3 separate regions of the Homo sapiens genome follow, and all the other regions are linked to region 1. A link is an interaction called in ENCODE POLR2A ChIA-PET data of the cell type or tissue named here. Cell type or tissue: HepG2. All regions are shown on one strand. Links, peaks and the distances in the headings refer to the core of each region. The heading gives the core; the rest is flanking DNA. Region 1 overlaps FOXP1 (forkhead box P1). Region 2 overlaps FOXP1 (forkhead box P1). Region 3 overlaps FOXP1 (forkhead box P1).

The links. ChIA-PET counts read pairs that join two places held together with the same protein. Peaks named below come from ENCODE experiments on the same cell type or tissue, not always from the same donor. Only the 100,000 strongest peaks of a DNase experiment are listed, where the experiment ranks them.
Region 2: POLR2A ChIA-PET joins it to region 1 with 21 read pairs; 7 of 35 experiments call an interaction of 5 or more read pairs at or near these places.
Region 3: POLR2A ChIA-PET joins it to region 1 with 15 read pairs; 5 of 35 experiments call an interaction of 5 or more read pairs at or near these places.

What each region holds. Positions count from the first base shown.
Region 1 is chr3:71,202,113-71,213,149 of GRCh38, reverse strand. The region is part of intron 5 of FOXP1 (forkhead box P1); the gene reads left to right. Among named protein-coding and RNA genes, the nearest start is that of FOXP1-AS1, 82 kb to the left of the region's middle. RefSeq lists an enhancer at 2,434-2,979. In HepG2, for the core only: no CTCF peak of the experiment used is centred there; DNase peaks (open chromatin) are centred at 2,599, 4,409 and 5,299; H3K4me3 peaks cover 754 bases.
Region 2 is chr3:71,147,301-71,158,337 of GRCh38, reverse strand. The region is part of intron 6 of FOXP1 (forkhead box P1); the gene reads left to right. Among named protein-coding and RNA genes, the nearest start is that of FOXP1-AS1, 140 kb to the left of the region's middle. RefSeq lists an enhancer at 953-1,658. In HepG2, for the core only: no CTCF peak of the experiment used is centred there; DNase peaks (open chromatin) are centred at 4,367 and 5,257.
Region 3 is chr3:71,056,211-71,067,247 of GRCh38, reverse strand. All of the region lies in intron 7 of FOXP1 (forkhead box P1), which reads left to right. Among named protein-coding and RNA genes, the nearest start is that of FOXP1-AS1, 230 kb to the left of the region's middle. RefSeq lists an enhancer at 1,648-2,148. In HepG2, for the core only: no CTCF peak of the experiment used is centred there; DNase peaks (open chromatin) are centred at 1,997, 2,467, 3,187 and 6,527; H3K4me3 peaks cover 3,983 bases.

The DNA.
Region 1 (11,037 bases), core at 951-8,950:
TTCTCCCTTCATTTAATTTTCATTTGTTTGGGAGTGTTATTTTGGATTTAATCTATGTAAACTATATGCCCATGCCTTTGGATTAATGGACTTCACAAAGGTAGTGATTAAAGTTTACAGATGTGGGAAGCTACAAATACGAAAGGAGGCTTACATTTTTCTCTTTTTATTCATTCATATATATATATATATATATATATTCCCATTTTGTAATTCCTTAGCATCATGTCATTGTTCCCATAAAAATATACTGTATTTTCTGAAATGATACAATCTATGAAGCATTTCCCATTACGTAGACACCATGTCTTTAAATTATAGCAATTTCTTAAGATTTTAAGGCAAAATGAGCTCTTAGAAGTGTGATTAATAGCAGGGAATGAGGCTAATGCTGGGTCATCAGTGGCACTCCATTACAAAAAGGTTGGATTAATAAAAGCATTCATCTTTTTGACCAATAAAGCATTTGAATGATATGCTTATAGTTCTTATAGTAGTTACTTGCTACTAAATAAACTCTGAACTTGTATTGTGGAAAGGCGGCATGACTTAAGTGGCTGATGCACAAGTTTTTTGATGGTGTGAGAAAAGGCAGGCCTGGATGGGAGGCTCATTGTTGGAGCTACTGGTTTTTAGGGTGTCTTCTACAAGCGTAATACCCATGAACTAGGAGCCTCATTTGGTTTGGGGGCAAGTGTAAAGAATCTGGCTTCTTGGTTGATTATGTCTTTAGCAGTGTAAGTGTCCATGTAGCCCCTCAGTACGTGCTTTGTGAATTGCACTGTTAGGAATCCAGTGCTTAAGGGTCAAGATTATAGCGTGGAGGTTCATGAGGGTCTCTTAAGTCTCCTGTAGCTCAGTTGCCCAATATATGAGCCTTGTACCACTCACGGATAGGTTGGGAGAGGATTTTTTGGTGGCTCGTAAATCATTCACCAATTCGCATTACTGTGGTTCAATGTTGAAGCAATTCCATTTTCAATTCTTTTTTAATCCTTCTGATAAAGCCAAGGAGAAAGTCTCAATTTGGTACTAGTATCTTTAATCTGTCTCTCCCAGTTGTAAGCTCATTATTTAACAAAGAAAGAACATGGTTCCACTCAGAGCCTCTGAGAAACAGCAGGTTCTAGCAGAATTTAATATCATTGGTTAGGTTTTATAACATGCATTATAAAAGTCTTTCTCACCTACAAAGGGTTACATACTGGTTTTCCATTTGAAGAAGTGATACAAAGTTTCCTCTGAAGGTAGATTTATTTATCAAAAGTGAATCATTTTTTAAAATAACAATATGGTAGATGTGGATGGAGATGGTGAAAATAATGAAGACAGAAGTAAAAGTGAATGCATGGGGCTTGGGAAACTAGCTCCGGTGTCCACTAAGATGCCACAACCTTTCTGAGATTCTCAGAATTTGTAAGATTTTCATTCTGGGGAGGAGTTGTGAAAAGAAAAATCAGTCCTTCCCAATCTTGAGTTAGCCCAAGGCCTCTTTAGAACTATTTTCTATTTTAAAAATAATTTGTTGAACAGCTTATATAAAAGCCTTCTTAATGTACTTTTTTAAAAATAAAACTTTTACAATTTGGGATTCATGGGGAATAAAATAAGTAAACTGGGTACATAGAAGTAAAACTAAATGTGGGCCCGGCATGGTGGCTTATACCTGTAATTCCAGCACTTTAGGAGGCCAAGGGGGGAAGATCACTTGAGGTCAGGAGTTGGAGACCAGCTTGGCCAACATGATGAAACCCTGTCTGTACTAAAAATACAAAAATTAGCCGGTTTTGGTGGTACACCCCTGTAATCCCAGCTACTCGGGAAGCTGAGACAGGAGAATCACTGGAACCAAGAGGAAGAGGTTGCAGTGAGCCAAGATTGCGCCACTGCACTCTGGCCAGGGCAAAAGAGCAAGACTCCCATCTCAAAAATAAAAATGGAAAAATAGAACTAAATGTGGGTTAGGGCAAGTGTAACACCACTGCTGGGGAAGAGGAAAGAAGACACATTATTTATCCTGCTCGTGATAAGGAATAGGTGAAACCATCTTCAAACAGAAAAGAGTACCCCATTCAAGCAATGATTATATGCCCAGGTTTAGCCTAGTTTTCAAAACTCCAGGACTCAATTATGATTTCCCTTTATGAAGGGAAATTGTTACAACTCTTTGGATTACCATTTAGAATTGTCAACTATGTTTATAATCCTTTACTAATATTCTGGTTCATCCAGGGTTCAGGAAAAGAAAATAAAAACTGAAGCTCAGGAGAACTGGACAAGAGCTGAAGTGCAGAGAGTGAATCATCAGCATTTTCTCCTGAAGACAGGACAGTGAGGATACCAGGACACAGCCCTCCACTTTGACTTTTTCATTTTGTTTTTCTCTTAGGTTTTCACTGGGGTGTTGGTTATAGAAGCCCCTTCACTTTTCTCTACCTCCTAGTCATCCATAGGGTAGTGAGCACGGAATCTGAGAACGTTCTGTTCTCAAAACATTAGAGGGAAGATTCTCTCTGTTAGTTGTTCCAGCAGCCGGACTTGCATCATCAATCAGTTGAGCAAGTCTGATTTTCTTTCTCAAGGGCAGTAGAACAGCTCCAGCCCTAGAGGGCTTTTAAGGGAAGTTCTTGATGTCTCTTCCCTGCATGTCCATCAGGTGTTAACAGGTCCTTGAGCCTGAAAAATGGCCTCCTACCAGGGCACTGAATGCTCAGTGGAAATTTTCTTCCCCTGACATTGTCGAGGCCTCAGGGACTATGTTGATTTGGGGAAAGATGATGGTTGGCAGAGAGGGACTTAGGGAACAAACCACAGAGCAACAAAACAAAAACATGAAAGACAACACACTAGTTACTTTGTGACTTTAGGTTTGCAGAACAAAGATTAGATAATTCAAGCAAGGCCTGGAAACAAGAGCAGCTAGAGAAGGTTGAGGAGTTTATTCACAGTGGAACTCCGGAGGGGGATATCTGTTGTGGGGGTTGGGGCAGACCAACACAATTTTTGTTACTTTCTTTTTAGACAGAGTGGAAAATTCCAATAACCTGATTGTTAATCATGTAATTGCCAGAATCCACTTAGGTGTATCTTTATTTTTTTAATATCCTTTTCTCATTTCCATATTTTGCTTTGGATATCCAGCAGACAGTGTTTTGCTGCACTTTGCACTGACATCACGCAGAATTTAAAAAAATTAGCTAACTGATTATAAGTGTAAGATATAGATAAATTACCAAACTGTTTTTCAGTATGTTTTGCTTATTAAATTTTAAGTAATGGAAGGAGGTTTTTCACATGTATCAAAATTAAATTAATGGTGTTAAAGTATCTGTAAAATAGATTGAAACTAATGTTTTAATTGCCGATTGTGTTTCTAAATATAGTATCTCTGATAAGGCATGATAACTTTCTTGTAACACACAGTAAGCTGCTTTATGTGGTAGTGCACATCAGGGAAATTTTTAGAGATTAAACGTTTCTTCTTAACACTTTTGTTAGGGACACACCGAACTTATTGTTCATTCTGGGCTTTGAAGAGCTAAGATTTTATTGATAAGCTGACAGAATGAACCCCTGAGTGGTTACATGGGACATCAACTGATTATTTTATTTTTTGATATTTTGTAAGGAAAACATCATAAACTGATATAGTTGGATTTTTGCAGAGTAGTTGAGAATGCTCTGCATCTGTTTGTGGGCCCACTGGGCTTAAAGGTATCTTAGAATAGAAGCTTGATATGAGGAGACTGGAGCATTAAGGTTTTCCTTCTGGATGAAACATTAAAGATTCGAATCTGTGTTTGACCCATATATTTCATTGATAAAAGAAGATGAGCCCAAGAAATGAATGCAGAGTTACTGAAGCATGAAAACATTATAGTGTTTTAAAGCTGTTTTCAAATCCAACCTTTAGTAGTTTAAACCATGTGGATGCTTTATTTTTATCTGCAAGCCAGGAAATAAAAGGGTATTGACTGAGGTCTCTTGGTCTTATTTTGGGGTGACTGACCTCTTTTTCTTAAAGGGGCCTGTTTTTTGTTTTTTAATTTCTAAGTAATGTCACCAGTAAAGAGTTAAGCGGATCTGACTGGCTTCACTCTGGCTTATATGATGGTGAGTAATGTGATGTTGGTAACAGCAAATTGTTGTTTATAAGCAAACATGGCATTGTGCAAACAAGCAGGCTTGGTCTCCAACCGGTTTGATTTCATGGTGGTCAGCAGCTGATCTATGTAACATACAACCTTTCTGCCTCTCTAAATGTCAGAATGACTGTTTGTTTATCTTGCCTTCTTCCCAGCTGTTTACTCTGTAATGCATTTACCTCGACCTTGATTCTCAAAGAGTGGCCTCTTTCTCCTCCCCAGTTCTGTTTACGTTAGCCCTGCCCCTGCTGTCACCTATGAAATCTGTTGATTATTCCACCTGGTTAATGTTAAATTGCTCTTGTAAGATGATGTGTTTGTTCATAAACACAAATGCTGGGCCCCTTGTTTACTGTACCCATGGCAGCAATCGTTATTAAACAGATATTGCTTTGTTTGCGGGTGTGAGCAGCAGTTTATCCTGCAAGGTCTGTTTAACAGACACACACACACACACACACACACACAAACTTAAATGCTAGAATTTTGATAAAGAAAGAAAAAGGGGAACTTGTCCCTGGAATGTGGTTGAAACAGACTTAGGTTTGCTTTTCTTATCTTTTGCTTGGATGAAGGGGCTGGTGAGATTAGCAAGTTGTTTGGTTTTTCTAAGAGATTTCCTTAGTGTAATGATATCTATGCAGTTGTTTGCTTTTTTCTGAAGGGAGAGAGCTCTCCTGAAAGGCCACTAGCTCAGTAATAGAGCATCAGATGGCTAGAAATTTCTTTGTGGAACAAACAAGGACTTAGAAGGTGTAGGAGAAAAAGTCTAGTACTATGAACAAGGCAGTCACCATTGAAAGGTACAATCCTTGGATTTTGTGTTACTGTGTCTATCTTGCGTGTTGTCCTGTAGGCTTGATATGATCCTGTTGGATGCATGTACTCTTTGTCAAGTTTGAGAAGGGAGGATTAACTTTTACTTTGATGTGTTCTGAATAAATCCCCCCTGCCATAAATGAAGATATTTTAACTGGGAAGAAACTACACAGTTAATATGCATAATGTATTTTTAAAAGCCAGTGTTTTTACTCTTACCTGTGGTTCTTACCTGTCCATTTTAAAGTGAGTTTATGCTTTGTATCATTTCTAGTTAAGTAAAGCAAGCATGTGGCTCTTTATCTAGTTTGGTGTGTGCACATGACGCTTGTCCCTTGGACACTGGGAGCCACCTTAGATAAGACCTGAACATTAGCCTGGCCTTTGTCATGTTTTGCAAACAGTAGAGAAAACTCTCAGCTCGCATCATATCATCATTTTTTTTTTAAGTTATTGTTTGTTGCTGTTTCTGAATTTGCCTTGTGTTTCAATATGAGGTATGCTCTCCTAGCATTTGCTGTAAATTACAAAGATACAACACCGACCAGGGTGAGGGTGGAGGCTGGAGGGTCATGACCTGCAGAGGCAAATGGTGGTCTTTTATGTCAGAGAAGCCTTGCTCATCTGTCTGTGAGAGCAAGTTTCAGGGGGGAAAATACATATATGTATATTGGAGTTTTTGAAGGATAAAATTAAATAATTGTTCCTTTTGCACAACGGAGAAATGCAAGCAACAGAATTCTGATGGCCCACATTCACTACATTACCATGATGCTGTGAACATATTGTTCACTTTGGCCACTAGAGCGGTGAGGGGCTTGAGCCAAAGCGGGAGATACGTGAAGTGTGTCATAGATCACGCCAGTCATTAATCTATGTTATGAACCTGGCCTCGTGTACATTAAATGATAGAAAATATAGAAATGAAAAAAAAAAAAGACTTTTCTGAACTGGTTGTTGGTCACTTTATTCCACTGGGCTATTTGTGAGAATTCAGCTGTTTGAATGTTCAAATGATTAAAGTTCCGTGGGCTTTGTTAGTTCTCAAACTTAAAATCTATTTTGTTCTGTAAAAATGCATTTTAATTACGCTCCCCAGAACACCTGGCCCCATCATGCCTGACCTTCAGAGGCTTCCTTGTGGCAAAGCAAACAGCCTAGCACTGGATTGGCAAAGCTCCTTTTCAGTCTCTATTTAATTATTTGAGCTCCTCAGGATTAATATGCGAGGGAGTGGGTATGCATTCTGCTTTGTACTTGTTTCCTAGAGCGGCTTCTTTCTAACTTCCCTCGTTTGCCCACAGTTGCTATGATTACGGCACTTAAACTCTTGTCTATTAGGAAAGAAGCGAACCAAGACCCACCAGAGCTGAAAAGCTAAAAAATATAAATTGAGACATCTGTAATTTTTGGAGCGGGGTCAACTTGTTATCTGTGCTCATTGGTGTCTTATAAAGATTACGTTATCCAAGAAAGTTTGATGAAGACAGTTCTGAAGAATAAGACATTTACAGTTGCTCTGAACAACTTTACTGCCTTGGCATTGGAATGCAGAAATCCTTTTTTTCCTTGGAAATATGAAGTCTCCTGTCTTCACATTGAAAGCCTGGTGAAGAAGGGGGAAGCCTGTGCTTTTGTTAGGAACATTATTTTATTACCACCCTATCCCGCCAACTCTATTCTGAGTCATGAATTACAGGGAAAATTAAACATCCCATTGTCTACCTTCTCCAGCCCATCTGAATTGTCCATATATATATTCAGTGTTTCCAATGGGTTTTTGTAGGAAATTTCATTGGTTGATTATCTTTCAATGTTTAATGAGATCATCCTACTTCTCTTAAGACCTAACAGATTTAATTAATGGCTTGTTACTTTTGGAGTTTCAGAACACCAAAACAGTTAAAGAAGTGTACAGGAAATAGAGTATTTTTAAAGTTGGAATATAAAAGTTGGAGGCCAGCACAAGCCCTTGATCTCATTTGATCAAGAGGTTGGCCTTGGAATTTTGTGTCATTTAATCATTTAGTCAAACATTTAGTAATTATGTGTTAAATTCTTGTTATGTGCAAGGCATACCTGAAAGTTAAACTTGAGATAAAAGATGTATTTATTTATTATTCTTATTAAACAAATGGAGCTGGGGAAAGTGGACAAGCAAACTATTTTAATCTGAATGCTTCTTCCATTTAATTGATAAATATAAACTATTCCTGGTTTAATTGATAAATACAAGTTAGTTCCTATTTCTTTTCTTCCTCTTTTGAAGGCAAGAAAGCTGCCGTATTACATTATTGAAAATAAGCATGGGTTTTCTAAGTTTTTGCCAATTTAGTGTTCCTTGCTTGCGTTGGTCATCATAGCTATAGATGATCCCCACTGGCCATGTCAGATGCATTCAAATGCATCTTGCCTTTGCTTACGTGTACCAAGCCCTGCACCTCCTGCGTTCCAGAGGGCAGGACAGGTCAGTGGCGCCGTTTGGACACAGATGCTGTGTTCTCTAGGAGGGGTGCCCCTACAGCTGGTTTGTTTCTCCTCCCTGGGGAGGCCCGACTCCTCACTTCCATGGGTTCTTAGCCTCTACTCACCTGAGACCTGGAATGATTCCAGTTTTACCTGATCCTCCTGTATGGCTAAATGAGTGGCCACATTTGTTTTGGTTTTGTTTTTTTTTAAAACATGCTTTTGACAATTTCATTGCTCCTGAACTTTTTTTCCAGAGGGGCTAAATGAAATTCCAGATTTTTAAAGATACATGTAGATAGACATCTATGGTGCATGATAAAGTTGATAATACATAAATCATTTTTAACAACAGGTAATATGCATAATTTATGGTGTTACAGTGCTATCCTTCTGATATTTATGATGGATAATGTTCAGTTTTGGCCCTCATATTACTGCTTTAAATTATACCACAAGAAAATTAATGAGAAAGTAGATTTATGGGTTTCATTTGTTTGTCAATTCGGAAATTAATTGGGTGTTAATTTTAGCCGTCCCTTATCAGACCAGGACTGTAGTATGTGTGCATTACTTTGCATTCATTGTAGCTTACCTCCCATTTACTGTGGGTCACTAGCTTTGCATACATTAAAATAGCCCTCCGGCTCATTCCCTTGATTACTTTTTGAACTGCCATGCTTTAGAAAATTTACGCCTTTCTGTTATAATTATGAAAATGTGGTATTGGAAGACGGTGCCTTCATAACACAGTCAGCACACTGACTTTGCCTCCTAAACTTGGCTCTTGGGTAGTCTTTCCATGAAATGGGACCCGGGTCAGGAGGACAGTGGATAGACAAATGGTGTGTCTGTAGGGTTCATTCATAATTTGTAGAAGTTATCTCAGGTGAGAAAACAATTGTCTGATCTAACTCTGTTTCTCTTGTTTTGTTCTTTCTCCTCCCATCTACCCTTTTTGTTTTTTTCTTAAGAGTAGCCCATCCAAGCCCATTTGTAGACAGTAACTCTACATCTTGGGGCTGCCATCTTTCTGTCTGCTTCCTTAACCACTAAGTCTCATTTGTCATCCCCTCCACCAGTCAGTGCCTCATCTCCTCATTGCCACCTGCTCCAGCAGCATCTCGCCAGGTGACGGGTGAGCAGTGTAAAAGCATGGCCCTCATGCTAGCAAATGTGATGTCTCCATTGTTGCAGTCCTCTACTGAGAGTCTGTGGCTTTCATCTGGGATTTCCATTGCTTGATTCCCTCTCTGTTGTGAAGAGAGTAACACCCACATGAGCATTAAAGAGTACAGAACTGGTTTAATATCCTAGGCCACCCTACCGTTTGCCTACTAGGGGAAAAAAGTCTGTGGAGCTGCACCCCACTGCTTAAAACTCCTTTGTTTGTCTTATGTTGCCTTGTAAACCCTTTGCACATTAAAAGGGAACCAGTTCGTTTGCTTGATGAGAACCAGAACTAAATGTATGCTTTATATCATAATATAGACAGGTTGGTCTTCTTTTTTCCTCAGTGGCATGAACACGATTATTGAAGGTTTTAAATCTTAATGATGCAACATGAGTAATTTTAAAAGTACCTCTCTTAGAGCTAAAGCTAGTCTGAGTCTCATCCTTATTCTTTCTCAGTCTACTAACTGCATGGAGTTAACTGACAATAAAGTAAGAGGCATGTGTTCAATATTTCCAAAATAATGAAATCTACACAGTGAAATTCACATTCTTTTCCTTCCTTCCTTCCTTCCTTCCTTCCTTCCTTCCTTCCTTCCTTCCTTCCTCCTTCCTTTTCCATGAGCTTCTGTTATCTCTTCAGAATTGCATGCCATCTTCCTTTTTTCTCTGCACATGGATGAACAATGAGAAAGAGAATTTTTCTTTTCGGATGGGGGGTGGACTGTGTAATTACTCTAATAATTTTCCTAATAGTGATTTCACCATTAACTTCTCTTCTCCCCATAGAAATAGAAACATATTTTACAAAACTATGTTTAGTTTAATTTACACATCCTTTTATGAAGAGACCAACTTCTTTAAGGGCATTTATTCTGCTTCATATAAATAATTGATCAGCCAAGTTAATTTACTTCTGCCTGACTTGGTCAACCTTAATTAACTGCCCTGGAATCAAGACTGAACTTTTTGTTAGCTTAAAATCTTTCACAAGCATGATAACAAGGGCTTTATTTTCCCTAAATTTTCAGCATCAACACTGTAACCAAGGAAATAATCATAATAATAAAGCACAGCTTTAATTTACTATAAATACATTGGCCTGGACATTATGAATTTTCCAGAATACTTCCAGAGAGCAGCTCTGTTGGCAACAACAATAAATAAGCATGCTAAACTCAGTCCTTGTCCTTTTCTACAAGTCCCTCCAGCACAAAAATCGAACCTTTGAAGTCAGTAGCTCTGTAATGTTTCCAAGCAAGATGAGAAGTAGATCATTTTGGCTTCTTTAGGCTTTTTGACATCTATGCAATTGCAGCATTGACCTTTGTAGGGTTATATTAAATGGATCACGTGATTTAAACAGGCTCAGTTCATCTGGAGATGCCACACAGGAAAGCAGAGGAAGATTTGGTCTTGTTTCTGGAAGAAGGACTTGTTTGTGGGTATGGTGTGGCCATACCTTTGTATTCAGGCACTTTGTATGATTACACAGTGTTTCCTGCTGTCAGTATGTCATGGAGCAAGGCAGTTAGTTAGTTATAGAGTTAGTTATTCCCCCAGAGAGAAGCAGAGGTTATGCATACCGGGTGCCTGAGACAAGCTTCCTCGAAGAAAAGAGGGTGCAACGTCCCTTGATGGAGAAGATAGATTCCTCTCCTATATATTGACTTGATTTCAGATGACTCTAATAGTGAAAAGTCAAAAGAAAAAGACAGTTGTTTGCAAAATAGTGCAGATGGCTTATATCATTGTATTTTAATGCTTTTCTTTGTCCACCTGCCACTCTCATTGTTGTCTTTTCTGGAATTTCCTTAGTTTTCTTTTCATTAATTTCATTATCCACTACCCAGCACAGGACTTTACAAACTGGAGATTCTTAATAATGGACAAGTTCATGTCTGAAACAGAATAGTTATGGCTACATCTATCCCTTAACCGATTGAGCTTTAGTTTTCTTATCTGTGAAATGGGGATAACATTTACCTGCCTTATCTCCCTCCTAGCCTTGTTACAAGTTTGAAAAGCACATCAGAGGGCTTTTGCAATTTGTGAAGTGTGATACAGATATAAAGGCTTATTAAATGACTTGGAACGTTTGATAGAAATATTGCTGGCCCAGACACTGTTAGAAATGTTCTTAGACATTGACACTCCTATTTTTTCACATGTGCTTTTCAAAAAGCTGTTTTCTCCTGATTGGTGTGGGAGATTATGGGAAATTTTAAATCTTCCAACCTACATACTACTGTTAGCACTTGACTAATTAAGGACATCCTCAGACCAAAATAATCCTTTCTGCAATTTTGGTCCCAAAGCCTGCACTCTCACAAACCTGATTCACAAGCCAAGCTGCTTGGCTTGATGCCTGCAAAACTTGTACTGGAGGACTTGGCAGTCTGCTTTGGAACTGCATGGAGCAAAAACAGGGCCT
Region 2 (11,037 bases), core at 1,958-9,957, 56 kb after region 1:
ACTTGTGTCTTCTAACAAGCTCAGGCTCTGCAGTTACCACTTTTATTTATTGATCTACTACCTGACTTCTCCCCTTCAGGCACTCACTCACTCTTTCTGTCTCTCTTCTGTCTTTCTTTTTTCTTTCTTTCCCTTTCTTTCTTTCCCTCCCTCCTTCCCTCCTTCCTTCCTTCCCTGCCTCCCTCCCTCCTTCCCTGCCTCCCTCCCTCCCTCCCTCCCTCCCTCCCTCCCTTCCTTCCTTCCTTCCTTCCTTCTTTCGTCTTACCCTCCCACCCAGGCTGGAGTGCAGTGGTGCAATCTTGGCTCACTGTAACCTCTGCCCTCCAAGCTCAAGCGATCCTCCCGCCTCAGCCTCCCCAGTAGCTGGGACTACAGGCACACACCACCACACCAGGCTAATTTTTGTATCTTCTGATAGAGATGAGGTTTCACCATGTTGGCCTGGCTGGTCTCAAACTCCTGACCTGAGGTGACCTGCTTGCCTCAGCCTCCCAGAGTGCTGGGATTATAGGCATGAGCCACTACTCCTGGCCTCCCTCCACACTTTAGAATAGAAGCTTCATGAGGACAGGCACCTTGACTAGCTTCTTAGCCCAACTTTGTATCACTAGCCTCTAACTAGCAAAGATTTCTTCATGAAAGGCCAGAAAAGAAGTGAAGGAACAACCTGGTATCAGAAGATTTACATACTTAATGCTGTGGGTTCACAGTGTGACATTTGGCAGTACACTGGATATTACTGGCATTCCTTTCCTCTCCTATTTAATCAATAGGTTAAAGGATGTGTTCTAAAAGTTATATAAATCTCTACAACTCTTCACCTTTACAACCATATTCAGATTTAATGATTTGACTTTAATTTTCACCTTTTTGTGGGGCAGGTATGTCGGTAACATTCCAATTTGTATTTAAGAGTCATTTCAGGAGTAAACTTTTTCACACTGCCTTATCTTTTTAATATTTTGGTGTGATTTTGTTCTTGGATCCAAAAGACTATTTTTAAAAAGGCATTCCAAATTTGGAGGCATTCAAGATTGAGAAGTCCTTTCTGTGTTATTCTCTCCTCCATCCCCTCCCTCTCCTGAACCTTCTCAGCAGTCTCTTTTCGTTCTGTGTTCCAACACTCCAAAAACATGTTTGAAAATCTATACCTGTTTGGTTGTCCTATCAACATTCTCCTGGTGGTTTGCCGCCAAGGTTAGATCCAGACCTGAAGCCACTTGATTTAATTAACCTGAGGTGGCATCATCTGCTTTGCTTCTCTGCATTGGAAGTGTATGCTCCTCCACTCTCTTGTGCTTTTCCTGTACCCTCTGAACCAGGCAGTCTTTCTTTTTACTAGGCCTTGAAACTGGCTTTTCTTTAGTCACCTCGTGGTCAGGACATGCACTGTTCACCAGCTTTTCAGTCCTGATTAGCCAGCCTGGCCCAGTGTGGCAGGCAGGACCAATGGTTGCCCAGGTGTGCTGGACCTGAGCAGCCTAGGAGGCCCACCTTCCTTCCTTTTATCTCCTGGACTCCTTGCTGTGTATGGAAGCATGTCAGAATCATAGAGATTTTGTCTTCTTTTTTGCCCATTTCAAAAATTCTAGATGTCCAACTAGCCTTTGGGCACTAAAATCAAGTTCCTTTGGATGATGTTGAATTACCACTCATGCTATGGCCTCTGCCCATTAGAAAAGAGCTTATCCTCTGTTTTCCCCTGCACCATTCCAAGCCCAAATTCTGGCAGGACCCTGAACTCTCCAGGCTTCTGACACCTCTGTGCCTTTGCAAATGCTAGCCTCATTCTGCAAAATACCTTTCTCTTTGCTCACTCTTTTCCCCCCCTCCCAGGCTCATTTAAATTCTTTCATTTTTGGAAAGGCTTTCCCCTCTCCTCCTGTTTGGTGCACCCCTCCATTGAAGCACAAATGCTGCTGGGTTGTAGTTAATGGCTGAATTAAGGCCTTTGAGGCTGGCAATGTTGTATTTACCTCTCTGTGTTCAGTGCTAGATGCTGAGTAGGTGCTGAGTGCATGATGAAAGAAAGTGATACAGGGAAGAAGGTAAGAGAGCAGGAATGAGGAAGAGGACCCATCCTTCATTCCCAGAGCCATGCATCATGGGATCCCCAGGTTACTCACCTTCTCTTGAAAACTTTCACCCCCCCTCCCCCTGGAGCTGGTTCCCTTTTCCTTGTGATGCTTTGCTCTGAAAGATCACTCAGTCGTTCAGCAGTCCTCCTGATTTCTCTCTCAATTAAGTGTTCATCTCTGGGCTGTGTCCTCCCTGCAGGAGAGATTGCTGTCAGACAGGCAATCAGTGAGAACCCCAACTGAGCCCTACCTCCCTTACCAAAGAAGTTCATGGCCAAGCCATTTTTATTTAGCAAATAAGGGCTTGTTTTCCTTGATTGTCCAAAGCACAAGGGGAGAAAAACCACCCATTGGCTTCATGTTTACCTGCACTGCGGGGCTGTCTTGTCTGTTTCAGTTCTGTTTCACATGTGGAGTTTTCACTGATTTCAAGAAGGAATGTATGCATGGAGTTGAGCAGGATACAGTATCCTGAATGAGGGCTGAATGTTCTGCACTAGAAGTGAGCGTATCAAGTCTTTGTAACTAAGAATGTGATGTTAGATTGTAGCTGAGGGGAAGAAACACAAATGGCTTGGGTTGTATCTAAATCCTGGGTCTGCCAGGTGAAAACTTAGATGTTGCTTTCAAATGACACTAATGATTTCTTTCAGTGCTGTTTAGCATGAGTGGTCATTGCAAAGAGCTGTGACCACTGTACTACCCAGTATGGTGGCTACTGGTCCCATGGGGCTCTTGAGCACTTGAAATATGGGTAATCTAAATGGAGATGTGGAAAATACAAACTGGATTTTAAAGACTTAGTAAACTTAGTATTTTGAAAGAGCAAAATAGCCCATTGACAATTTTATGTTGATTATACATACATTAATTTTACTTGTTATCTTTTACCATTTTTAAGTGCAGCTACTAAAAATTTAAAATTCTGTATGTTGCTTACATTATATTGCTCTTGGACAGCACTATACTAAAGGCATAAATGTAAGATTGTGTTTCAGAGGGCACCCGAGCACTGCTTGGTTTATATGTATTTTCTAGGCCTTCCCTTTGGTTCCCTGGTTACCTTTAAAAATACATGTCATGATATAGACATGGCATATCTGAGACAAACCTTGGACTGAGACAAACCTGAGTTTCAATCTCAATTGTTTGTTTGTGGCTTGCCTCTCAGCATCTTAAATTCTCTGAATCTTAAGTTCCTCCACTGTGTAAAAGAAATAATATCCCTCTGACCTCACTGTGGTTAGGCAAGAGACAATGCAGTGATTTTTTCAGTAATATTATGAGACATTTTATTACTATAATTAAATGATTGTATTTTCCCCAGATTGACAAATTCAAATTTTCTATTTTGAAATCTTATTGCAAATGTTAAAAAAACAAACAACCCACCCTTTGGCTCCTGTTATGTTGTCTTCCAGCTGCTAGTAATGGAATTGGGACAGCTAATGTTCCCTGAGAGCCATGGGGAACCAGGCAGTGTGCTTTTCAGGAACTGTCTTACTTTATCCTCACAACAATCCCAAAAGGAAAAACCTAGTTTTATCTCTATTTAATAGCTGCAGTGACTGAGGCACCGCAAGGTTAGGTGACTTGCCCAAGGTCACACAGCGAAGCATTGAGCCCGGGCAGTCCAGCTCTAGAGCCGTGTTCTTTGCCTCCGCCCAATATTGTCCACCAGTGAGGAGAAGACGGAACCAAAGAACCAACAGTGAATGAATACTAACAGGAATCCTGGCTTTCATGGACATCTATTCTTGTGATTTGACAGTGTATATGTGAGATACTTCCTCTTAGAATGCTTTTTCTAATTCATACAGTAGGCTTAAATATGTCATGGTTTTAGAGTTTTCCTTAAGGAATACGTTGATTCCCAGGCACATTACAGTCTGAATCAGTCTTAAGAAATTCCAGGATAGAGGTGGAAGAAGTTTTAGTAAATTGTTGTGCAGCATGGTGACCGCAGTTAATAATAATGTATTATATATTTCAAAATTGCTGAAAGAGGAGATTTCAAATGTTCTCACCACACCCACACACACAAAAAAATGATAAGTAGGTGAGGTGATGGATATATTAACTAGCTTAATTTAATTTTTCTCAAAATATCACATTATATTTCATAAATACATTCAATTATTATTAGTCAATTGCAAAAAAAAAGAAGAAGAAGAAGAAGAAGAATGCAAAGGGGAAAAACAAAATTCCATAGAGTTATATGAGAACAAATAGATTACACAATATCTAGACCACAATAAATGTTTGCTTTGTGTTTGAGGGCCTTGTGTCAATTGTACATAATCACTATGGACCTAGTATGCTACGTGTCATATGTGTATAGTAGGGGCCCAATAAATGTTATTCATTAATGTTTATTGCCGTACCTCTGAAAACACACCTTTAGAAAGGAAAGTATACAGTATTTACAATTTACTGTCATTTATTCCATTAGGTTGTCTGACTTGTGATGTGGAGGTGCTATCTCATCAGGTATGATTGTCTCTTAGAATAATTCCCTTTGATCAGAGTGGAGCTTTGAGTGGATTTATTTTGTTAAGCTGGAATCCACCTCTTTAGGTTAATGTGACACACCTACATACACCCCAGCAGATACAACAGGGCCATTCCATGATGTGTATCTTCAGTTGTCATTTCATGTTTAACCAAGAGGATTAGAAGGCATTGATGTATTAATAGCTTTTTTTTTTTTTTTTCTCAAGCATGGTACTAATTCTTAGGTGGGGTCAAGATGATTGCGGGGGGCAGTGGGGGCAGCCTGTGGTCAACGTTCAAAGCCTTCCAGTCATTTAGAAAGTTGAAATGTGCTTGGTGCTGGGCTAGAATCATTAGGAGGAAATAGCTGCAAACCTGGAAACGTCCCTGGAGAATACTTAATTCAGGAATAAAGGTTTGGATTGATGAGGGCTAAAATAAAACTTGGCAGCGACAGCATTCTAGTAACTTTTAGCCACTTCTCCCCATCTCACTGGGGTATTCCTGCTGGTATATTCACTAGCCTGAGCTCTGCTCCTGAGAGGGCTGCAGGAGCTGGGTGGGTTGGGAGACACAGGTGTGTGGGAGGCGCCTTCACCAAGTGCCGCACAATTGCCGGGTACCCCTCTGTGCCTTTAACTGGTCGGTAAACAGAAAGCAGGATGTGCTTATCTGAATAGTGACAACAGTTGCAAGCACTCAGTCACAAAGTTCAGCATTCTGGCTTTAGATGGACCAGCGTGGGGCTCTGGAAGCTGGTGACTTGGGAGTGCCTGCCGTACACATGGGTGGGGAAGGGATGGAAAGTTTGTCAAGGACTTGCCGAGTTATTAAGCAAAGACTCTGTAAGTGCGTCAGAATGGGAAGGCAGCTCAGAACCTTTCCACTCCACCCTTTTTGTTGTTGGAAATAGGTAAACTGAGGCCAGTGAACAGGAATGTGTATTTCAATAATACCAAAGCTAACTTCTATCACTGTGAGTTGTGTGCCAGGCCCTGGGTTCACTGCCTTCTGAGTGTTGTCTCTTTTAATCTCTGCCACAGCTCTGTGGGGTAAGCACTGGTGTTATACCCATTTTTCAGATAAGGAAACAGAGCCTCAGAGAGTCAGGTTACTTCCTCAAGGTCATAGAACTAGTAAGTCACAGACCTAGGGCACAGGAGCAGGTCTGTGTGGGGGTCAGAGCCACAGCTGTCCCCCACACGCTGGGGGCCTCCTCCACAAAGCGGTTTCAGGTGGGGCTCAGCCCACCTCTGGGGGAACCCATTCATATACTATGCAAGGTTTCACAGGTGTGTGAATTCATTTTCCATTGCTGCGTAATAAATTACCACAAACTTAATAGCTTCAAACAACACATATCTGTCATTCCACAGTTTCTGTGGAGGCCAGGCCTGGTTTTCCTGAGTTCTCTGCTCAGAGTCTCACAAATCTGTACTCAGGGGGTCAGCCTGATTATGGTCCCACCTGAGGCTTGGGATCCCCTTCCAAACTCACTAACTGTTGGTGGAATTCAATTCATGCAGGGAGAGCACTGAGGCTGCAAGCTCATGGAGACCACCCACTGTTTCCTATGTGTGGCCCTCTCCACAACACAGCCCTTTGCTTCTTCAAAACCCAACCAAAGAATCTCTGTCTTCAGGAACAGCCTCCGACCCTCTTTGAAGGGGCTCACCTAATTAGGCCAGGCCCACAGAGGAAAAGCTCTCTTTTGATTAACTCAGAGTCAACTGATTAGGGACTTTATACCTGCAAAATCTCTTTTGCCACACAGCATAACTTAATCAAAGGAATGTATTCCATCCCATTCATGGATCCTGCCCATACTCAAGGGAAGGCCATAATACAAGCATATGGTCATTAGGGGCCATCTTAGTCACTACTGTTCGTGGATTGTTCTCCAGCTTCCTGGAGGAGAGGAGAGCAGGAGACAGAGCTAAGAGTGTTTGTAAAATAGGGCAGTGGGAAAAGGTAGGTCTTGTGAGTAGCAGGCTACTTAAGATGCCTAGTGGGTCTAAATGTCAAATGCTATTGGCAGATTTTCCGTGCAAGGTATGACCAAAAAATAATTATTTCATTAACTTTGTGCAAAAAAAAAAAAAAAAATGTTTTAGACATGCATCCTCTCGACTAAAGGGAGTTCATTTTGCCAAACTACTGGACTTCACACCTGTGTCTTTCTATCTAGTGCAGAGGTGGCTATATCCCTTGCCCTTGAAATGTTCCTTCGTGTTTCTTCCCAAGTGGTTACTTTTACAAACTCCTTAATAAAAAAGAAGGAAGGGACACATTTAGTGGTCTTTGGGCAGGCAGGCAGATGAGCAGCATTCAGAATCTCTTTGTCCTGTTTCCCCACAATCATAAGTGCTCCCCCAATACAACTTTGTTCCCACATTGAACTAGGCAGTGTTCCTATTATATAAATCCTGACGCGCGTAGTGAAAGCTGCCAATTTAACTTATATGGGTGAGAGTCCGGGTCTTCGCAAAAGAAGATCAATAAAATACAGCATGAATGTCCACTCATGACGTGTACCTTGCAAGAACTTGGCTATATTAATCTCTCAAATAAGTCTGTGCTCCCAGGTAGCAGTATTCCCATTTCACAGTTGAGAAGGCTGAGACTCAGATGAGTTAAATAACTGGCTCTTTGTTACATGGTAACAAGGGGCTAAGAAGGAATTTGCACAGGTGTGGTAGGTGCTAAAGCCAGTGCTCTTAAACCAGTAAGGTAAGCAGCTGGAATATTGGCGATAATTTTCAGACTTGGAGCCTACTCTTGACCCCCATATGCCTTCCCTTTGTCTTTCCAGTATTCCAAATATCTTACAATCTAGGAAGTTGAAAGATGGGGACATGGCAACTGGCTTCACAGGGCCAGTATCCTGGGGAATACGAAAAGAGGAAAAAAGAGACCGTAACGGGGTAGACAACAAAACACCGCCATGCCACATACTTAACGTTGAACTAGAGGAAAACTCTATTACAAGCGATACTTCTAATCTGCTTGCGGTAAAGATTCATAACTGGAAAATAAGCATGTGACAGTTCTGCATTTGAGTGTAAACTTAACTCATTAATTTAAATTAGAGTGCTTTTTTTTAACAAAGGGGAAATTCTAGTAATAATAATAAGTAATGGCTGTTGTAGAGAATGTAAAAAGATGTTAGAAATTTGTGCTTTGGGAAGTTGGAGGGTGTTAAGGATTAATTTTCACTCACAGAGATCAAAAAGGTCTCGATGAGTAAGATAAGTATCGAGTTTCAGGGTTGTTGTGTTTTTTTCACCTCCTGCCAGACTGTCTGAAACTTATCTCAAGTATCATGGTAAAAAGAGAAGTGGCGGATAGACACAAAAATGTAATAGATATATTCTAGGGGTAGAATATGAACTGCCTTTCTAAATGCATATCAGAAGGAGAATTTATTCCAGTTGAGTAGGTTTAATGATATAATTTTACCATATTAAACCATAATTGCTCTTTAAAGGAAAATAGAGATGCATGCATTGCCACTGCCAGGGCATCCCACTCCATCCAAATAGCATCCTCCCTAGTACTCGTTGATTTCGCCCTTATCTCACAGCAGAGCCGATTTGTGGCTTTCCTTTGGAAATTGGGTGGGGAGAGAGGAAAAGAAGGAAGAATAGTCTGAGCATCAGAATCTGCGTCAAGCAATTGCCATGGCTTTAGCAAAATCATTTCCTGCTATTAGACTGCCAACCAAACACTTCCAAATGGATTGCAGCTCTGATTTTTGTGGAACCAAATTATTTTTCAAAATTAGACTGTGTATCAAGATGATCCAGATACCTGGATTAGTCAGGGACTAAAATATTTGCATTGTTATGGATGTTGATAATTATTTTAGTAAATTCTCATGGCTGCTTTTATTGCTAAATGATTTCCAATCCTGTCGCATTCCCTTCTCTCCTTCCCACCAAGAATAAGAAAAGGGAGAGGAGAGAATGAAAGAGAAGAATGAAAACATGCATTGATTGCATATATGGATGAAAACAGAGTTGAAGTCATGCATTTAGTTTTAACAGAATCTGATTTTACATCACGAGCTGAATTAGATGGAGGCATAATTCATCTATGTATTTATCGGCTATACCTTCCATATCTGTCTTTTTTTAATAGCAAACAAAATAATACTGAGCTTATTTGACTGATAAAAGGCATAAATGTAGTTTTAAAAAATATTTTTATATCTTTCTAAAAAATACTTGATACATAAAAAAGAATATGCCGTATTTCATTGGGCCTTCTGTAGGCCCTTTATCTTATAAACCAGTAATAAAGTAAAAATGCAGCCAAGCTAGTTAGCACATAATGCTTTCTTATCCCATGTCTTTTAAGAGGCATCCCAATTTTAGAGATGTTAAAATGGAAAGAAAAAAACAATGTACTTTAGACTCTATTAAATACAATATACAATGTGCTGGTGAATTATAAAGCATAATGTAAGAAACATTTATGAATACCCTGCCTCTCAATCCAAGAACTGTTCATTACTTATAACTTGCCTTTCCTCCCATAGCCCACGCAGACAGGCAACCCTTCTGCCTGTTATTGCTTTACTTCTTAAACGTACTTAAACTCTCTTTCCCACTACACTCAGAATGCCCCAAGAGTAGAGGCTGTCTGTGTTCTCTTCTACTTTGTCTTCAGCGCCTGACACAGAACCTGGCCTAATAATTGCAGAAGAACTATTATTGACTAACTGTACAAGCACGTTGTCTGAGGCCTATCCAAATTGTCTTTACCCTTCAAGCTCTGGTTTAAACACCAGTTCCTCTAGGAAATCTTTGACATCCTGAACTGGAAGTGCCCTTGCCTCCTTTTTGAACTCATGTAGCAATTTATCTTTACTCCTAGTACTATAGATATACCACCTTCTCTTTTGAGTAGAGTGCTTCACCCATGTCTGCCTTCCTGCTGGACTGGAAAAGCAGGATTTCCATTTGCTCTAGTTTGGTGACCCTCCCATTACCTGGCATAATAATAAAAGATAACCATAGATTCAATGGTGCTTTATATGTATTCTCACCAAATTGTCATAAATTAAGGACAGTTCTATATTCCCATTTAACAGATAAATAAACTGAGGCTAGTGCTCATAATCACTTAAGCAATAAGTATATGTCAAAGGAAGAAGACAGTAATGCATTTAAATTACTTTGCCTTAGTATGCTTCAGTTTTTGCCTGTCATTCAGGGGCCTATGCTTATTCTTGGGTATGAGACTCAAAAATAAATGAGAAAAAATGTAATAAAAACAAATCAGTAAAACAAATGCAAGTTTTCTTTAAGAGTGAGATTGAATAACCTTTTAAAAATGTTTGAGACTTTTTGTTGTTGTTATTATTAGTTTTTTTTTTATTTTTGAGACCGAGTCTCGTTCTGTTGCCCAGGCTGGAGTGCAATGAATGGCATGATCTCTGCTCACTGCAACCTCCGCCTCCCGGGTTCAAGTGATTCTCTTGCCTCAGCCTCCTGAGTATCTGGGATTACAGGTGCCTGTCACCATGCCCGGCTAATTTTTGTACTTTTAATAGAGACAAGGTTTCGCCATGTTGGCCAGGCTGGTCTCGAACTCCTGACCTCAGGTGATCTGCCTGCCTCGGCCTCCCAAAGTGCTGGGATTACAGGCGTGAGCCACCGTGCCTGGCCGACATTTGTATTTTCATATTATCTGGCTAATTTTCTATTGGATTTTATTTATTTCCATATTGATTTATGCGATTTTTATGAACCATAAAAATTATAATTTCTTTCTAGGTTCTGACACGCAAATATTTCTCTAGTGTTTTGGCGATCTTTTGTCTTTGCTATGCTGTTTTAGACATATTCAGTTTTAACATAATTCTATTTATCAAGTGTTTTCTTTATGGTTCCTAAATTTTTCGTAATTACATTTGAAAATGCATTCCCACTTCTGAGATGACGAGAATTTTTTTTTTACTATTTTAAAAATAAATGCCGATAAGGCTAGGATCTTGGAAGCACCTCCCTACCTTGGTATGATCATTTATTCATTTGGTTGTTGATATAACCAAGACATTGATTTAGCCATTGTTGTAGACAGAGATGAACCTGACTAGAAAATTTTCAGGGCAGTTTTCAATCCAGTAGAGAGAGATAAATTTCACACTTATTTGTAAATCAATAAGCATAATATTTTTAGATGGTGGAATTGCTGAGAGGACAGTGGAACAGAATGATGGGGGGCATTAATGGTGGAGAGGATGTTACCTCTGAGGTGATAAGATCAGCTAACATCTTCGGGTTCCAGCTGTGTTGAGATATAAGTAATAGTGTGTATGGCGGAAGAACAGCCCTGAGAGGGAAGGGGATCATGAAGATGGCTGGAGCAGCAAGACCATGGCAGTTGTAAAGGTGATATGAGATGAAGGTAGACAGGAAGGTGTGGACAAGACCCCATCTTTGAAAGGCAGGCTTTGGAA
Region 3 (11,037 bases), core at 1,732-9,731, 150 kb after region 1:
ACTGATGGGACATTTCCTTGCCCAGAAGTAGTCTCTGAGTCACCATATCATCTGTCTGTCTGGAGACAGGGCGAGATGGGCTCCAGGTGGCTTCTAAGTTAGTATGCCAAGCCATTTCCCTCTCTCTTTTGTCACCTCCCCCTTACCCAAACCATCAGCCTTTAAATGCCACCTCCCCAGTGGGCCTTCCCAGACCCCTCCTCCTAGTGATCTCCTCCTTCTTTGTGGTCCCATGGTGCTTACAGCCACCACCGTGCAATTTAGTAGTTGAGTAAGCACTGCATTGCATCACTCTCTAATTATTTTGTTTAAGGCTTGTCTCCACAGCTGGGTCATGAGCGTCTGTAATGTTGTTTGCTTGTTTATTGTTTGTTTTGATGCACCTGCAGACTATTAGCTGATAAACACTGACCTGCTAAGGAGTTAGTCCACCTTCTGAAAGCATGCATGAGTTTTATGGATGCCTCATGAAGAACTTAGTTTCTAAAATAAAAACACATTGCATATTCAAAGTACATCCCAGTTTTTGTTTATAAACATTAAAACTCAATTTTAATACTTTGGGAAAAAGAAAGTCACTTAGGCGTTTTGAAATGATTCTTTCCACTTTCTCCCTGTACATTGGTTGGAGAGCACTTCCTTTATTTGTATTTCCTGCCGTTGGGGCTCTCTGCCAGCCCCTCCGGAAAGAGCACCTTTTCTCTTTAAGAGTCAGAACTCTACTGATAGTCGGGGGACTTTCTGGCAGATTTAAGGTCCTTCTACCTCGCAAAAGAGCCCTTGGTTCTCTGTTGAATATTCATGAGAGGGTGGGGTCACATTTTGTGACCTGAAAAAATCCCATTAATAAATTTGGTATCTGACACAAAAACACTTTAGGGTGAAGAGCGATCTGCGCTGTGCCCATTTAACATCTGATCATACTTTGATGGTCACTTCGCGCTTGTCTCTTTTACAGCCAGAGTAAAGAGGGAATTGTCTGCTCCCCGCTGACCCTGTTGAAATTCAGGCATTTGCTTGATTGGAAATATTACCAATATTCTTTCTGGTCTGTAGTAACCTGCATTTAATACACTTCACATCAAAATGTACTTTCAAGTAAAATTCCTGGGATTACTGGGTCAGATTTTGTTGCCTTTTTTTTTTTTTTTTTTTTGAAGGCAAATAGGCATTCATTGATGTCACACTACTCCTTTTCCTCTAATATTTTGAGAAAAAGAATAAAAATGTGTGTGGGGATTTTGTGTGTGTGTCTTTAAAAAATATACAGGCCAGGAAGTTTTTCTCCAAGTTTGAAGGTGGTAAATAGGTGATTTTTTTAGAGTCGCCGAAATGGACTAGATTAACCTGACGCTTAAGTCGTGTCAGTTGAGCCAACAAAGTTTAGCACATTGTTGACTTTTTAAAAAAACACTATACTCAGCTTTCAATAGCCTGAAAGAGCAGTGACTATTTCTAATAGAGAAGGTCATCCTAAAGTGCTTATTGAGAGTAGCTTTTGTTGTTGCTATTGTTGTATAAATAAGAAAGGAATTTAAAGAATTATTTCTTAGCAAACGTGTGGCAGATGCTTTCTTCGGCAGCTGTCGTTCTAGAGGGGAAGTCGCCTGGTTCAGCGACGAGGCACGTTTGGTTGTTATTTATTTCCACCCCGCGTCGGCTTAGTTTTCCTCGGTGCGCACTGGCACACTTTGGCGAGACCGACTCTGGGAAAGAAAGGGGTGTGGGGAGGCCAAGGCTCTGTGAAACCCCCGACGTGAAGCGAAAGTTCTCCTCCCAGGGAGGTTTTCGAGGAAAAGCGCTTTTCTGCGCTGCCTAGGAGACCTGCGTACCCTCCCGAAGCCGAACAGTTGCTCGGAGCAGTCGGCTTGGCGCCGCGAGCGCCGGGTGCCCCTCTTCGGCCTCCCGGGTTTCTCGGAAAGGTTAGGACAACTCTTTGTCAGTCTCAAAGACGAAACAAACACGCCGCCCCGCCGGCAGCCCCGGCCCCGCAGAGCCCCGGCCAGAGGGAGCGGTGCGCGCCGAGCCCGGCCGACCCAGACGTCAGCCGGAGGCGGGTCACCGGGTTAACAGCTATTAAGTGGAGTTGCTCTCCAGACAAAAGCAGGGTGGCACCCGAGCGTGATTTCACCTGCCGCGCGGAGGGGGCCGGGGCGCGCGGGCGCGGGGCGCGGGCCGCGGAGCCCATTGTGTGGGGCGCGGCGCGGCGCGGCGCGGCGCGGGGTGTTTAGAGGCGGGTTGTGATTGGTGGAGCAGGGCGGGGCGGGTGGGCGCGGCGCGGCGCGTCTTGTCAGCCCGCGAGCCGGAGCGCCCCTGCGCGCGTGCAGTCCGCCTGCACGCCGAGGCCGCCGGACCCCACGCCCGGCCCGCGCGGGCGCCCCGAGCCCGGCTCCGCGCGCCTGGCGGCTACATGGAGAGTGTCAGGTTGGTCCTTCTGATTGATCTTTGCCGGTTTCGCTCTCCTTCCCCCGGCTCCGCGGCGCCCGCTTCCTGGGGGCCTCGCTGGGGAAGGCAGGAGAGCCCGAGGGTTCTGAAGTTGAGTCTTTTAAAAAATCATCCTCATCCTCGCTGTTTACCAAGTTGGGTAGGAGTTGCGCTCTGGAAGTGGAGGCGGGGAGGGAGTGGAGGGGCAAGAAAAAGGAGCTGCAGGCCTGTGGGTCCTGGAGAGAGATACCCCCCCACCCCCCTTGCTCTTTGGCTCACACTCTCGCTCTCTTTTTTTAAATGTTCATGGGTGGGGTGTAGTTGAGAGTTGGAGGAAGTCCTGCTTGTGTGTTTCTCTCTCTCTCTTTTTCGTTTGCGATTCATTTTCTGCCGGTCTGGCCTTCACGCAGCCACTTTGGTGAAGCCCTCGCCATCACTCCGTTCGGGGGACGTATCTGGGGTGTGATTTCTGTCACTTTCAGAGCGTGTGAAATATACAAGGAGCCTTCCATCTCAGTGTAACCCATGTGGATGTTTCTTTGCTTCTGATAGTTTGTTTCTATATCTGTCTAGGCTATTTTCAGCTTAGCTGTTCAAATTCGACGAGTTCACACACAGTAAAGGGGGAGGGAGAGGCACAGAGCCCCACACCGGAGCAGGCGAGCGAGCGAATGGAACACTCTGGCAGGTTGGGGATTCTAAGCCTCTGTTGCATTACTTGGCTGGTTAATTAAGTAGTGAGCGGGGTTTGGGTTTGGACGTGCAGCAGACTGAGGAATTGCCACGGGGTACTCCCAGCTGAACCGGCTCTGAATGTAGCTAACTCAACTGTCAGAACTGCATGAAGGACGGTCAGTGGAAACGGGACTTTTTACCCCTCTCCTCCCCAAGTACGGTGTTGGGAAGGAGAGGACCTTTAGGAAGTGGGTGGTAAAGTTTTAGAGCAAAGTACATATAGACTCTTCCTCTTTGGGATTAACTCCTTCAAGTCCTGGCAGTTACAAGTAAAATATCTAGTAATTTTATATTTTTGTCCAAACAAACCAAATGTTCTAATCAAACCAATTTTAAAATGCAAATCACCTCATTTCCATAGATTCCAGCATTCTAAAAGTGACACATGTGGGGGAAAAATTAAGCCTGATAACAGGAAATGTGAATCATACTATCAATGACTAATCTGCTTAAGAAAAAAAATAAGTTACATTTATTTTATCATTAGGAAGTCAGTGTTAAGCCAGATTTTTTAAAGTTTAAAGCAAGTGGCATTTTTATTTTAAAAGCGGCCCTGTTTTGCTGTTTTTGTTTTTATATAACGAGTTTTCCAAGAGGAATGTATAGATGCAATCAGAGGTGGTTTATGTGGTAAAGAGCGCAAGCTAGCATGTCACTGCCAAAGAGCTGGAACATGATCACATTAAGATTCTAGTTTAGGGTTTGATGTGTGTGTGTTGCTGTTACTGTTGTTTAAAAGAATACAAAGCTTCCTTGGTTATTAAGATTGACCACTAAGTAAATCAATTGAAGACAGAAGCACGTTGTCCTAATTGATGCCCTTTGCATAAATTGAGAAAAGGTCTATATCTGTTTTATGTGATTCTTTGTAGCTGCCTGACACATTTCAGTGAAAAGTGTGTAAAAATGAAACCAAAATACAGACTGCCTACCCAGAGACACTGGCTGACTTACTGTAGGATGTGATAGAGCTGAACTGAGAACGCATTCGGCTGACACTTGATAATCAAAGTTGATTTATTGTTCATTAGTACTGCATTAGCCCTTTCAGGCAAGACAGTTATTTGTGTAGTTGCCTGTCAAGAGTGAGACTGCAAGCACCTGTCATTTCTAAGGCATGAGATAAGCAACCAAATATTAAGAAGATGCAAATAAAAATACATTTGACTAGGTAAAGGGGCACATAGTAATACATTTTTTTCTTTAAAAAAATAGTATGGGTCAATACCAGCGTCTAAGAAAGAAATCTATTGAGGATTATTTTTTAACCCTAAGAACGACTTATAGAAGGAAAGTAATGGGCTTTATATTCACCCGTTTGCCTTAAGAACTTTGTTTCCTGCCCAAATGTGCAGCTTGTCTGACGAAAAGTTGGTTAGTTAAGGAAATGAGAGGTATAACATGTCAATTATCTAATCCGAGTAATTTAGGTAAGGTAGGCTTTCTGTTTGTGTTGTGTTATTAAACATTTTATTAAAGGAAACTTGTAAGCATGGGTTGATTACATGAAAATGTGATGGCATCATGGCTAAGCTATGATAATGTCGGCTAATAATGTCAAGTGCATTTTCTGCAACATGTATCACTCTCGATTTTTTTCTTCTTTCTCTGGAAGGGAATGATCTCATGACATGTAATAGAAAACAACCTAAGTGTCAAAAGAAAACAAAATTAGCGAACTTTTGTCTGCAGCCATAGAAACGCGGATTAACTCATATTTTTCCAGGGATGGAATGGAAACATTCTGCACGAGGATATATAGTGTATTGTCTTCTCTGAATTTTCATTTGACAGGGATTTTAGAGGCTGTGATCTTAATTAAATCTCAACTAGCTGAAATAATGCATCTAAAGGCATGCAGTGTTGCGTAACCCTGCTCAGTTGGTAAACCATAAATCATCAGAAAGCTTATGATAGGAATGGTTGAATTTTTTTTTGTTGTTTGTAGTTTAATGTACCTTAAAAAACAAAACCCTCACCGTCACTGCCTTGCATTTACACGTTGTCAGGACCTGTCACTTGAAAGATAAACTCTTTTATGACACTGACCAGTTCTACAACTTTTCAGCCAACCTCCACACAATTGGAAGATACGGTGAAATTAAAATCTAGATTAATTAAAAACAATGAAAGTTCAGGTTTGTCTTGGTTAATGTGGCAGAAACGTTGTTTGAGTTACTATGTTTCTGAGACAATCAGGAGAGAATGTTGTGACTAGCTTCTCAGTCTGTACTAACATTTGAGTAAAATTTGAATTGGCAAAAACGAAGGTTGGAGGAATTTATTTTATTATGTGGTTTAGTTGTAGATGAACATCACTAAAGAGAACCTGAAAACCATGTTCTTGGTAACTAGGCAAATGTAGTGGTCAGTTAGATTCCACTTCAGGTAGTTCATCATTCCTTGATTTGCAAACAAGGGATAATGTAGCAACAGTTGATCGAGAAGGTTAGAGTAAATAAATACATAAATTGTGTCTATATGTGTGTTACATTTTAAAATATGCATTCAGTGACAAGGAATTATTAAACAGCTTTATTAACTGTCAAGGTATAATAAATTATAACGCTTGCAAATATTAGGTTACTTTTAGTGCCTCAAATAGATAGTTTTAACTGCTGCAGTTTTTGATTTATATATATGCTTGAGTAGAAGGAACTGCCTACATAAAAAAGTTGAGAATGCTGTCTTGTGATAGCTTGATTTCATGTATCTTTGCACGTAACATTTCATGTAAGACTGCAAGTTACATTGGTGATGAGCTGTAGCTCTCTTGGGGCAAAAGGGTAGCTTTATGTGTATCTGTATGGCTAGATTTGGGGATAGTCTTAACACTGTAAGCTAAATTTGTTGTTTGATAAAAGGTTTGTTTTCTTGGAAGCAGCGTATTTCTGGACTCTTGTTTTAGTCCTTTCAGAGCGTGCAATACTTCCCTCCCACCCCCACCAAGTGACATTTTGCATTCAGCCTTATTTTCTTTCGTTTAAAAAAGAAAACTCAGGTATCTCTTAGCTAAACAAGCCTTTGCAGATTGTGGAGACTTGAATTATCTGAGAAGAGCTAATCTGGGCCTCTACTTTTGGATTGTAGGAATGCTCTTCATTGAGTCCCTCTTCCAACCTGTGAGTTGTTTGAGGAGAAATTAATTTCGAATGAGAAAAATGAATACTGAACACATACATTGTGCCTCATTTTCAAATCCGGTTAAAAGCAACTAATCAATGAAGATGCAGGCTAAATGTTATGGTGAGCTTTTTAGAATACCTTGGTATCATGTTTTAATTTCTAAGCTTTATCTTGCCCTTAAATCTGAAACATCATTGTTCAAATAACTGAGAACAAGGTAAATCAACAACATCAAAAAGGTCGGCTTCTGTGATTTCTCAAGGGCTTGTTATTTTGTACTTCCCAATTCTATTTGATGTCTTGACAAAACAAGATGACACAGGGGAGAATACATTAAATTTTGATTTTTTTCATCTAACCTGTTACAGTTGTGGCAGCTTAATTTCTTTTACTTTTTCCTGAAGATGGCTTTTTGTACAATTACTCTAATTGTCACACCACTTCATGAGGCGGGTCTGCACGGGTTTCCCATTTGCCTTGATTTTACTAGGCATTTTTGAACATATTTTGACCTTTAACTTATGGGAAGCTTTTGGTTGGGCTTTGTCTTCATTATAAATAAATCAGTGAATGGTGAGATTGTCAAAGAAGCAAGTGATGTTTTCTCATTAGAATCTCATTTGCACCCTTTAGCTTAACTGTGATGTATAAGGTGAAGGTGTTGGAAATAGGCATGAGAAACTACAATTTGAGAAAGTTGAGTTGTAATTCTTTCTAAAGAGTGATTGCACCCTAAGTAAGGCCTTATAAAACTTCGGAAATGGTCTAATTTTGGCCTACCTATGTGTTGAAATTCAATTATAGTCCCTTCTCCCTTTCAGTAATATGGGAAAAAAAATACATATTTGCAGTTAAGCTCCCTATGAAATTTTCTATGCTGATTAAATCATGAGAAAGCAGAGCTACAAATTTAATTCTTAGTGTTAGAAAAATCTTCTTTAGACAGAAGATAGACATTATGTTTTTCTTCATTTAACAGTAACTGTTGATCTAAAACTGTATCCACAAGTTATCTTTTATTTATTTTAATCATGTATGTGTCTCAGGTAGGATGGAAACAGTTGCTGTCTCTTTCATTATTTTTGAGTAATACTTCAATTTAAGAGAACTTATTTAGCCAAGGCCTCTTCCTTTTCCCTTTAAGAACTAAAGATCTGTGGATAGAATCTTTTCTGGGGTACCTTCTTGGAATAGTCCTCCCCTCCTCCCATTTGCAGCACTTAAACATGATTTTTGTTGTTGTTGTTAATATAAAATGCCATTAGCATGTTTAATTCACATGCCCTAAATTGTTTTCCATCCCAGCTACAGGAGAAAGTGGTTGAAGTAGGAAAGAGAAGGCATTTTCTTGATTTAAATAATAATAATAGTTGCTAGGTTGAAAGAATCAGTGCTTATTGAGTGATTATTTTCATGTGTAGCTTCCATTGTTTCCTGTATTTAACAATTGCTAATGGGAGAAGCGATTTAATTTATGTAAACTTTACATTTTTATGCAAATGAAGCTGATATTTATTAGAGCTAAAACAATTATACTGGCACTTAGTGGAGTAACCTTGTGTGCCTGGGAAATGTTAGAGGAGAGCAGTTGATGTTCCACTAATACCTCTGCTGTAAACAAATATGCATTTATGCCACTTTTTAGAATTTAAAGACAAAAAGAAGAGCTCGGAGAGCATTGCTGGAGATTGCTTATTAGGGTTGATAACCTGAAATAACTCCTGATTGGCAGGCGAGCCTTGGCCTTACAATTTTTTTGTGAAAGAAAGATAGCCTTTCTTGATAGAATGTAATAAACAAAATGATAAAAAATGAAATGCTAATTGCATTTTAAAGAGGTCTTTTGAAAAAAAATTTTTAATAGTTGGTTGTATTGTTACTGAGAGAACTGTTATGCTAATGACTGACTACCTAGATGATTTTGCATTAATATAATAACCATTACCTGCCTTAGTGCTTTGTACAGTATTGTGGCAAAATAGCTAAGCCTAAAGGAGTTATACAAAAAGCAGAATTCCATAATGAAACAGAATTTTACTTTCCACATAAATAGCATGCTTTTTTTTTTTTATTTTTTTAAGACCGAAATATTATATCAGAAGTGTGTTTTCTTTCCTGTATGATAGTTACTTGCATGGTACCTGGTTGGTTCATTTTGTTTTGTTTTTTTAATACCATGGAGAAATAGAAGCTTTCTAACTTTTCTGTTTGCCAATACATCTGTTGTATCCATTGACTTGTTAATTATGAAAACTTGTTTTCCACAGGGGGCCAGAGGTGATGATGTTTAATTTTCTTCTATACAGGCTAGCTTGTATATGGTCATAAAAAACTTGGCATAGTTTTTTTTTTTTTTTCTCCTCTCTCTCTTTTAATGGAGCTATTTTCTCTGTTTGGTTTTGTTGTGACATTCTGGAGCCTTCTAATTTAATTTGTTTTGCTCCTGCTATTTGATTAACCAGGTGACACTGCCAAACCTGGTCAGTTATCACCCAAATACAGCCTGAAGGCTAGAACGGAAGTGAATTTCCTGGGACATACATGTGGTGAATGATCAGAGGGTAAAAAGAGTTTCTAAATTATTAACCAAATTAATAAAAATGAAACAGTGTTTAGCATTTTTTATCTTCTCTTTTTATTATTTGTATACACAGTAATTATGAGATGATACCCAACGTGCAAAATTTATGTGTATGTGTACTAGGTAGTATTTACTTGTAGTTGACTGGAGTGTAAACTGAAGAGAGAAGAAAATGATAACATGTTATTTTCAGTATTTATATTGTGTCTTCTCCCCTCCCACCCAATTCCTTCAATTGTCTCCTAGATTAGAAATAAGTATTGTTTCTCTGAGTGTTTTTATTTGTTTGTTTGCTTTTTAGATTTTTCCCTTCCCATCATCTACGTTTCCCCATTGGGCGTTAAAGGAAATAATATGGCATATTATTTTAATAGTCTTTCAGCATTCAGATGATAGAGAGTCATTTTGAAGAAAAAACCGTATCAGGCAGAATTTACACAGCAGTGTGTATGGGCTTTTAGCAGCAGTTGTTAGTGCTAACACCGTTTTCCCAGTTGCTGGTATTAAGGTAGCAGCAGGCCCATACTAGCAGAGCTGTGATGGCCCAAGCACAGCTGTATTTCTGCCATTCCCGCAGGTTTGGGTGCACCTGGGATCGACCACACCCAGTTGGTATCAGTCAACAGTGTATCATGCCGTGTGTTTTTTTAATTCATGATTTCCTCTTGAAACTCCACTGAGGAGTGTTAACTGTGTGCGTTTTTTTAAATTCAGTTTTGTATGCTAGCATTCTTTAAATGTCTGCCAGAAGTTTAATTTGAATTTCTGATCCCTGAAGGCAGCTAGACAGAATCATTCTAGTTCTTCATAAATTGCCTTCTATGATTCATTGTTAACTCATAAAACATACTCATTTCTATATACTCAAACAGTTAAGGTAGTTACAGTATCGGAAATTTTTTTTTTTTTTTTGCCTTATATTTAAATCGTCTTTTGAGAAAGAAATCAAGAATTAGCTTGAACTCCCAGTTAAGGCATGAACCCTGTAGCACAGAAAACATCAGAAATGAATGTTGTTATCTCAAGGAGGTTAAGGTAGAAGGCATGAAATCTGAAAAAAAAAAAAAAAAAAAAAAAAAAAAAAAAAAAAGTTTCGTTTTTACTGAATACTTTTAAAGAGGGGCCCATAAATATTAGAGAGCTGTAGTTAAAAACTCACATGACTGTTTTAAATACTATTGATTTAAACCACTGGCTAGATTTTATGAATCAAAGTGTAATTTTGAAGCTTTGGCCATATTTCTCAGTGCTAAAGCACTCTCTCTTGTGTGCCTTTAGCCGCTTTCCAGACATTCAACACAGGATTAAATGATAGTAGTTACAGTGATCAATAGGTTAAGACTGCTACAATCACTCTTGCCGCTAATGACCTCAGTAGTAATGGGCAATAAAGTGTGGGCTGTAATAGCCTCTCGCTGGTACTGCATGCCCTTTGATTCCTAGTGTTAGTAGGGACTAGCTACATGAAAAAGTTGGACGTTGGGAATTAAGGGAGTGGATATATAGGCTATAATTCTTAACTATTTAAAGCCTTAAAAACTGCTCAGATTTTTTTTTTTTAATTTCTTTTCTACCCCACCATAGTTTCTGGTCTATTTGAATATGTTTGTTAAAGCTTTTCCATAACCTCTTTTCATGATATGTTAGAACAGAAACGTTGGGGAAATCTTGGTTTTATAACATTTGTAAATGAAGCTGGAGCCCACTTTGGAGGCCCAGAGCTAACTGGCATGAAAACGTGGTTTCAGATAGTAAAAGCGAAGTTAAGGCCATCAGGATATAATAGCCCACTTCTGATTATTCAGAAGTGATCAGCCCGTTTGGAGGATTACTCAGGCCTCTTGCTTCCTTCCCTCCTTTGGCAGTGCCTGCTGCTGTAAAGCATATTATTACTCATCAGCACCTCCATCAAAATGTCCAAAAGGAAAAAGAAGGGGAGACTCAAGTTCATTATCCTGTTCCGTAACTGCAAAAAAATGAATAAATGATTATGGGAAAAGGAGATTTAAGCCACTGGTTTGATGTCAGCCTTTAAAAATTGTCTGTACAGGTATATGTCAGTCCTTTCCATGATTCCCCCTTTTATTATTGACAGTTAAGGGACAATGTTGTTTCTCCTTTAAGAAGATGCTTCTAGTTTTACCTGAGTTAAGGGGAAAAAGTATTTTAGG